Regions from separate parts of the Homo sapiens genome. Here region 1 is linked to region 2. The links are chromatin contacts, found by Hi-C in ENCODE. All regions are on one chromosome and are shown on one strand. The core of a region is the stretch at or near the end of the contact, and the rest is flanking DNA. Distances in the headings are between cores, read along the strand shown. Region 1 holds the start of NR1D2 (nuclear receptor subfamily 1 group D member 2). Region 2 holds the start of TBC1D5 (TBC1 domain family member 5).

Region 1 (4,099 bases), core at 611-3,110, 6.2 Mb before region 2:
TTAATTCTATGATAAACTCATAAAATTTTAAAAATACCCTCAAAGGCTAAGTAGGCCGATTAGGTAATCAAAACACAATTAGATCCAGATTTTTGTGAGACAACAGGTTAAAAAAAATAAGTAAATTCTAAAAATACGTAAATAAAATTAGAAAGTGACTTTATTTTTACTTTTGGTGAAAAGTTCACAATACATTTGTTATCGAGGCAAGATTCTTAGAGGCGCATTGCAACTCAAAAAATAAAACAAAAGCTGGCTGTTTCCATAACCTCACTCACTTCAGATCTACCTCATCATTTGGGGCAGACAAAAGGAGGGAAGGGCACCCTGTTGTTCCGTTGCAATGTAACAAAATGTGACAAGAAAAATATTTATAAAGCCAAATTCTCTTGATCAGATTCAGGAAAAGTCAGCGACCCACAGGTTAATTTTTTTTTAATTTAAATGAAGAATGTCCAGTCTTACATATGGTGTTGGAGTCACCTATGATCACCTGAGTCATCCTGACCATACGTGAGCTGCACGCTCAGCTGCGGGTGTGACCCGTTTACTGGAAAACTCCAGCCCGAAGGGATCTGGAAGCAGTTTTTAAGACTGTGTGTGTATGAGACAGGTCGCGTCCTAGAGCAAACGGTTTTTTTTGTAAACAGACGGCATCCTAACAGGGGCGGTGCTACCCAGTCTGCGGGGAGTCGCTCGGGATCGAAGCACCTCAGAGCTCCTTCGAGCGTATCCCTTCGGGAAAGCCCCACGCCTTCCCCGAGGCGCCTCCTCCGGCCTGCAGCACGCCCTCGTCCTGCACTTCCTCCTCGGAATCTGCAAGGTATGCAGCTACCAGCCTCCCCAGGCGCCGGTTCGTTTGGTTTGCGCGGGGTCCGCGCCTTGGGGTCACCTCGCGAAAAGAGCGTGCGGCGTCCGGTGCACTGCGGTGTCAGCGCCCGCTTCGGGGACGCCCCGCCGCGGGGGCTCAGCGGGCGCGCACGCGCGGCCTCCTCCGCAGTGTGCAACCCCGCGGGGGAGGAGGGAATCGCGGCGACGTCACTGCCCCGAGGCTTCCAAAGGGGCGGAGCCTCCCGGGAGGCTGCGGCGCTCCCAGCCAGCGCGCGCGCGCGCGCCCCCGCCCCCACGTGTCCCTGCGGCCCCGGGGAATGTGGGTCAGGGAGCCGAGCGGCCTCACGTGTCCCCGCCCGCCGCCGCCGCCTCAGCGCCCATTATGTAATGCCGCGTCACGCGCCCGCCCAGCCAACCGGCGCCCGCGCGCCGCCGAACGTAAACACAGCGCGCACGTGGCTCGCGCGGCCGGGCCATGTGAGGGGGGGGCCGGGCCGGGCGCCGGCAGGCCGCGCTGCGGCTTTGCAGGGAGACAAGAGGGCGGGCGCCGGGCGGCCCGGGGGGCGATGGGAACCGAGCCAGAGGCGGACACGCGGCGCGCAGCAGCCCACCCCGCCCCACCGGCCATGGGGACACCCCCTGCCGCCGCCCCCCAAAGTGCCCCGCGGGCTCTGAGCGCTCCCTCCGGCCATCCCCCACCCGCCGCAGTCCGGTTCTTACCTGCATTCACCTCCATGGTGCCCTCGCGGAGGCGGCCGGGGCCGCCCGCTTCCCGCAGAGGGGGCAGCGCCGCCGCCGCCGCCTCAGCGCCGCGCCGCCCCGGGCTGGAAGCAGCGGTGGTCGCGGGGCCCCCTCATGGGCAGAGCGGGCGGGGCTCCCGGGCCCCAGGCCGTGCAGCGCACAGCAGGCTGCAGCGAGAGAGGGTGGCGGCGGCCGGCGAGCGGCGCTCCTCGCTGGGTCCCTGACAACAAAAGCGGCGGCGCGGCGGCTTCCTGCAGCCAGCGCACCGCGGCGGCGAGGGCGGCTGACGGGGAGGGCAGCCGCGACCATGTGACCCGCGCACACACCCCCTCCCTCCGCCCGCCCTCGGCCGGCCGCTGCGGCGACCTCCGCCCCGCCGCTCCCCTCCCTCCCGCCCGCTTCCCGGCTCCCCGGCTACCCTTTTCTCCTGCGCTTCCCCCTTCTCCCCTTCCTTCTCCTTGCCGAGCCCCTCCTCTTCCTTCGTTTTTCCCCTCCGTGCCGTAAACCTCTTCTCCGTTTCCCTCCGCCGCATATTCCTCCCCTCCTCCTCCTCTTTCCTCTCCTCCCGGCTGCCTTTCCCGCCTCTGGCCGGGAGTCCTCTCCACGCCCTGCCCCCCAACCTGGTGGCTCTTAGGTCAAAGCGGTGGCTTGGCGCCGAGCAAGGGTGATTCTCAGGACCCCGGCTGGGCCGGCTGGTTCGGGCTTGCTCAACCCTTGCGCCCCCCACCCCCACCCCCCGCTCCCACCCGACCGACCTCCAAACGCTGGTCTCTGAGGGCACAGACCCTTCCCTTTCCCTCTGCACCCTCTAGGTGATTTTATCCAATCTCATAGCTTAAGTAGACCTATGTTCTTGTGATTCCCAGATTTATATTTCAAGCCAAGACCTCTCTTCTAATCTCCAGATTCCTACATCCAGCAGCCCGTTTGATTATGCCGCTTTTTTGCATCTCAGATTTTAGACGGGTGTACGCGTGTGTCCGAACTCAGCTAATGTGCAGTCAAGATCTGGGCGTTTCACCTTGAATGTAAATTTTAGATCAAAAGAAAAAAGCTAGACATAAATTGTATGCGTGCTGAGGTGAATTCTGAGGAAAGTGCATTGATGCCCGCAATTTAAACGCATTACTGAAGTAAGATGGGCTGATAGAGGCATGAATAGATGATATGGTAAGATGTTAAACTTAGGCGATGGGGATATGGGTGTTGCTTGTAAAACTCTTTCCAGTTTGCTCTGAAATTCTTCACTATAGAAGGTGGGGAAAATGTCACGTGGAAGACATATTTACATGTGCAACACCCTATTTCCCCACCCCCCAGGTTTCTTCACCATATCAATATTTACTGTTTTGGTAAATCTGCAAGTTCCTGAAGCCAGCAAAATTATGTTTCTCTCCTAACACTCTCACAGCCTTTTATTCTCCATTCAATCCATTAGCAAGTCTGAGCTATTCTACCTTCAAAATATGTTCAATCCCTGTTTCTCACCGTTGGTATTGCTAGAGCAAACCATTATCTCTTGCCTCAGCTACTGCTCTGGTTCCCTAACTAGGAGAGTGCTTCTTGGGTCCTCCTACAGTCACTTCTCCCCAGCAGTCAAAGTATTATTTTTAAAATGTAAATAAGATCTGATTACTCTGCTGAAAACCCTCCAATGGCTTCGTGTTACACTTTGAAAAAATTCAACGACTTAACCTGACCTGCTTCGCCCTGCACAGATGTGGGTCCTGCTTCTCTTTCCAAGGCTGTCTTGATACCCAAACCCTTCTAAACACAGTTCCCTAATCACGGTAGCCCTCTATTCTTCCCTACTTCTGGAATTTATCACCCTCATGTGATGCTGATGGAAGAGTTCCCCAGGCCACGCTTTGTAGCTTGCTTGCTTTTTCATGTATCAACTACCATCTACTTCTACACAGGTAAAATGAGGTTAATATGAACAGTCTAGAAGGCAGAAAAGAAATCATAAAAGAGGATACCACTCTAAAAAGGCTGTGTACTGTATGATTCCAACTATACGACATTCTAGAAAAGGCAAAACTGGGCTGGGCGCGGGGGCTGACGCCTGTAATCCCAGCACTTTGGGAGGCCAAGGCGGGTGGATCACCTGAGGTCAGGAGTTCAAGACCAGCCTGACCAACATGGAGAAACCCCATCTCTACTAAAAATACAAAATTAGCCGGGGTGGTGGCGCATGCCTGTAATCCCAGCTACTCGGGAGGCTGAGGCAGGAGAATCGCTTGAACCCGGAAGGCGGAAGTTGCGGTGAGCCGAGATCGCGCCATTGCACTCCAGCCTGGGCAAAAAGAGCAAAACTCTGTCTCAAAAAAAGGAAGAAAAGGCAAAACTGGAGACAGTAGAAAGATCAGTGGTTACTAAAGGCTAGAGGGGAAGGAGGGATGAATAGAGCACAGAGGATTTTTAGGGCAGGGAAAGTATTCTGTATGATACTATAATGGTGAATATATGTTTTTACACATTTGTCAAAACTAGAACCTACAACGTCAAGAGTGAGCCCTGGCAGGGC
Region 2 (4,113 bases), core at 1,482-3,981:
ACAAAGGGCAAAAATGATAGCTACTGTCAAAGTTAAAAACTAAACTGGTGAGGAAATAGATTTCATTCAGGCAATTACATTAGGGAGAGTACTCCAGATGTGAAGATCAGAGTGTCTCAGCAGGGTGGTTTTGCCCTATACTTTTATTATTATTTTAGAGCATGGTTTTGCTGTTGTCTAGGCTGCTCTCAAACTCCTGGGCTCAAACAATTTTCCCACCTCAATCTCCTGAGTAGGTGGGAGTACAGGTGTGCACCACTATGCCTGGCTGCCTTATACTTTTACAGGGAGGCATAGACAGGTTATAGATGAGATGATTACAGTTGGGATTATTTTTGTAATCAGAGAATTATCAGCTATGAAATGTTTATCGCTACCTAATTTCAAGGGGGAAAAAGTAGTTCTAATCCTAGCTAATCATTCATGAGACAAATAGGAAGTTGAAAGGTGACTGACCTTCCCCACAGGTTCGGGAAAAAAGGAAAGGTATGTGTTTGGTCTTGTCACAGGTCATCTACTAGTTTTATCAGAGAAACTGGACAATGAGTCTCATTTAAGTAATATGGAGAAGGATTGGTCTTTGTGGTAAACTGTTTCGCAGAACACAAAAAGGTGGTGGGATTTCTTAACTATTTCTGTTTCCCATGAGTCTCTGGTAAAGTTCAAAGTTGTCACTGCAAAGCCTTTTTTTTTTTTTTTTTTTTTTTTTTTTTGAGACGGAGTCTCACTCTGTCGCCCAGGCTGGAGTGCAGTGGCGCGATCTCGGCTCACTGCAACCTCCACCTCCTGGGTTCACACCATTCTCCTGCCTCAGCCTCCCGAGTAGCTGGGACTACAGGCGTGTGCCACCATGCCTGGCTAATTTTTTGTATTTTTAGTAGAGACGGGGTTTCACTGTGTTAGCCAGGATGGTCTCAATCTCCTGACCTCGTGATCCACCCGCCTTGGCCTCCCAAAGTGCTGGGATTACAGGCGTGAGCCACCGCGCCTGGCCCTGCAAAGTCTTTAAAGGCCTAGGCCTAGAAGTGACAGAGAGTAATTTTTGCCATATTTGATTGTTTAAGGCAGGTGACAGGTCCGGCCCAGACTCAAGGGCAGAGGACTATACATGGGCATGAATACTGGGAGGCACAGTTAATTGTGTGCCATAAGAAAATAGTCTACCACAAGGTCTGAATCTTGGGCTGAATATTTAGAATGGGATGCCATTAGCATAACCTGTGTGGTAGCTGAAACTATGAGGTGGGATCAGTCTGTGGGTGTATACAGTGGTAAATGCAGAAAAGAGTCCAACAGCTTTGTAAACATTTGAGAATGGAATCTTGAGGGTTGTCATTTTCCTAGTTTCTCAGAAGCCTCTGTTAATCCTATTTCTTCATATACATTCATCCCAGGATTTTCTGTCATTTTGTTGCTAGCCCCATTTCTTGACTATCATCTCAGTATTCACCAGTCTAACAGTGATGATGACTGGTCTAGCCAGAACTCCCAATTAGGGAGTTTTTACATTTTATTTATTTGATAAATAAATAAATCTGGCCGGATTAAATCTGGCCACAGGCACTAACTTAACCTGTTCAGTTTCTGCAACAGAAAGAGGGGCAACAGAAAAAGAGGGATCTCTGTGTGAAGTGGGGTGTTTGTCCACAAAGGTCTCCCACACAGGCATCTTCCTCTGAAGCTAGATAACCTTCAGAAATCTGACCTTTCTCTGACTTGGTTTCCTTTTCTGGACTAAACAGTATCAATTTTCGTTGGAGCTCTTTGTGAAGATAAGCTAATAAAATACCATAAATCTCTTTTACTAAGTGAAGCATTTACCACTCTAATTAACATTATGATTTAAAGGCTTTCATACTGGGGAAACAAACACCACCTTCCCACGTGCTTGGGTTAAAGGGGATCTTAAATCATGATTATGCAGAGACCAAGGGCAACGATAAAAGTTTTAGACATTCCCTGTGTTCTGATAGTCATCAGACGTTTAGGGAGATACTACAACACTGAAGACCCTGTCCAAGTTTATGAGATAAAGATAGAAACCACAGTCTAGTATTGTGGGCTTGTGAAAAAATAACTCCTAACCTTTATCTTTCTATGGGTTGTACTACAAGGTAGGTCTGCACAAAGTGCTAGTGACTCCTCTAAAGTAGGCAGGGGTAAGTTTCACGGAGAAAGTGACAGATGAGCTGAGTTAGAAGCCTACTCAGCCACAGAAAAATGTGGCATGGAAGGCCATTTACCTGTGACAAGGAAATGTAAATTCCTTGGCAGGAGAGCCAGGATCTCAGGAGAGTCCCTGGGACCCTCTGCTCCCCTTCTCAGTCCAACCCTGGGAAGATAGTTGGTGGATGTGAACCTCTGACTAAGACCCAGGAGCTGGTTCCCAGCCTCCAGCCGCGCGCCGGTTGGAAGCAGGGAGAGAAGGGAGGGGTAAAAGCCCTCAGGCGCATGCGCTCAGCAGCCTGCCGGCTCAGCCAAGGAGAGCTCTGCCCGCGGCTCACTCCCCACCTACTCGCTTCTCGCGCCTCGCGGGCCCCAGAAACCCGGACCCGAGAGCGAGCGCGTTGCGCTCGCGCGCAGACTTCAGGTCCCGTGCGGGCGCCTGCGCACGAGCTTCCCAGGCGCGCGGGCCGCGAGGTTATTAGAGGTGGAGCGCGGGGAGGGCGCGCGGCGGGAGGCGGCCGCCGTTACGGCGCGAGCGTGGTCACGTGGCCGCTGGTCACCGCCGCCACCCCCTCCCGCCCTGTTCTCTTTCAGGTCGGGCCGGGCCCGGCCGCTTCCGCGAGCGCCCTGCAGACTGAGGGAGAGAGAGAGAAAGAGGAGGGGAGGAGGAGGAGGATTCAGGGAATAGGAGCTGGGGAGCCCTTCTGCGCCACAGGTAAAATAAAATAATGATGATGATCGTAAAAAAGCCCAAGCCCTCTGAACGCCTCCGCCTTCCTCCAGTGCAGCCCCACATGCAGTCGTTCCCGCCCCGGCCTCCCACTCAGCCTCAGGACAGGTTTCGCCCCCCTTCGCGCCGCTGCTGCAGCCGCAGCCGCCGCCGCCTTCTCACGGGAGGGCCTGAGGGTGCCGCCGCCACGGCGGACGGGTTGCCGCACCGCCCCCCGTTTGTGCGCCTCGGAGTCGGCGTCGGGGGTGGATGGCGGGAGGGGTGGACCCTTCAGCTCCCTGGCGGGCAGGGCGGGCAGGGCGAGCTGGGCGGGGTGGCTGCTTGCAGTCTGCCTGCTTTCCCTGCCCCAGGAGGTCGGGGTCTAGACTGGAAGGCCAACTGCAGTAAAGGCAGGGCCTGGCGGCTGGACTAGTGCTCAACTTCCTACTTAGTAAATTTCCATGTTCATTTGGGCCCCGGGAAGCACGCTTCCTTCCCTAGCCGGAAGCGAAACGGGCCCTGAATCCTCAAACCTTAATAGTCTTTAGAAGAGAGAAGCCTTGACTTCACTTTTGAGGAAGGGAACCGTGACCTGGATTTAGTACGACTTAAGTTTATTCACACGTAAGAAACGGAGGTCTTTCAGGATAAGAGCAAAAAAAAAAAAAAAAAAAAAAAAAAAAAAATTCGCAGGGAGGGCAAATCCCGCTCCCCACCCCGACTTTTCCTGGAAAAACACACAGACCTTCACTACAAGATTCGATTCTACAAGTGACCTAGAATTTGTTCGATACCAGTTACTCGTTTTAGTTACAGGAATTATAATCTGTGTTTAAAGTTAACATCCTGTAGGTTTTTTTCGAATAATAACTTTCTGGAAAGAGTTCATTTGTCAACTCTGAATTGGACAAAATCCTAAGATTTTAACATGCAGGTTTCACACGTTTGGACCAGGTTGCCTGGAATTTCTAGACCCGGTAATTCTTTTGTAAACCTTTATAAGTGTTGTGCTCTTGCACAAAATACTTAAAGCAGGAAGCAATAAATAGGTATTGTTGAAAAATGAGCCTTTGCTATCGGTGGCAAAGAAATTCATTTATATATTGGTTTTTCTCTTTGGGCTTTTCTGATTCCGTGTCTTGGTACTTTTCATACCATATCTCTGAATTCATTTGTAAACTTGAGCATTTTTAATTTTTACAGCTATCTGCAGTATCACAGAACACTCAAACCTTAAT

What was found. A loop is a pair of places that touch in the nucleus more often than their neighbours do. Pooled maps may share reads with other maps.
Region 1: a loop to region 2 is called in a map of CD8-positive, alpha-beta T cell, with 31 times the contacts of the local background. The contact joins the promoter of NR1D2 here to the promoter of TBC1D5 in region 2. A Hi-C loop is called at or near these places in 1 of 168 maps with a recorded cell type or tissue (CD8-positive, alpha-beta T cell), 1 of 37 single-sample maps with no recorded cell type and 8 of 50 pooled maps.

The regions. Positions count from the first base shown.
Region 1 is chr3:23,943,047-23,947,145 of GRCh38, reverse strand. It overlaps NR1D2 (nuclear receptor subfamily 1 group D member 2), which reads right to left and starts at 1,860. Exons shown (of 8, transcript NM_005126.5): 1 at 1,552-1,860. The coding sequence starts at 1,567. It overlaps LOC124909354 (a long non-coding RNA gene), which reads left to right and starts at 1,966. Exons shown (of 2, transcript XR_007095845.1): 1 at 1,966-3,491; 2 at 4,066-4,099. It also overlaps a transcript of NKIRAS1 not described here. RefSeq lists silencers at 769-1,310, 807-1,996.
Region 2 is chr3:17,741,249-17,745,361 of GRCh38, reverse strand. TBC1D5 (TBC1 domain family member 5) reads left to right here and starts at 2,731. Exons shown (of 23, transcript NM_001349074.2): 1 at 2,731-2,881. It overlaps LOC105376975 (a long non-coding RNA gene), which reads right to left and starts at 2,418. Exons shown (of 2, transcript NR_135536.1): 1 at 2,244-2,418. RefSeq lists enhancers at 2,315-2,384, 2,342-3,045 and silencers at 2,505-2,814, 3,045-3,244.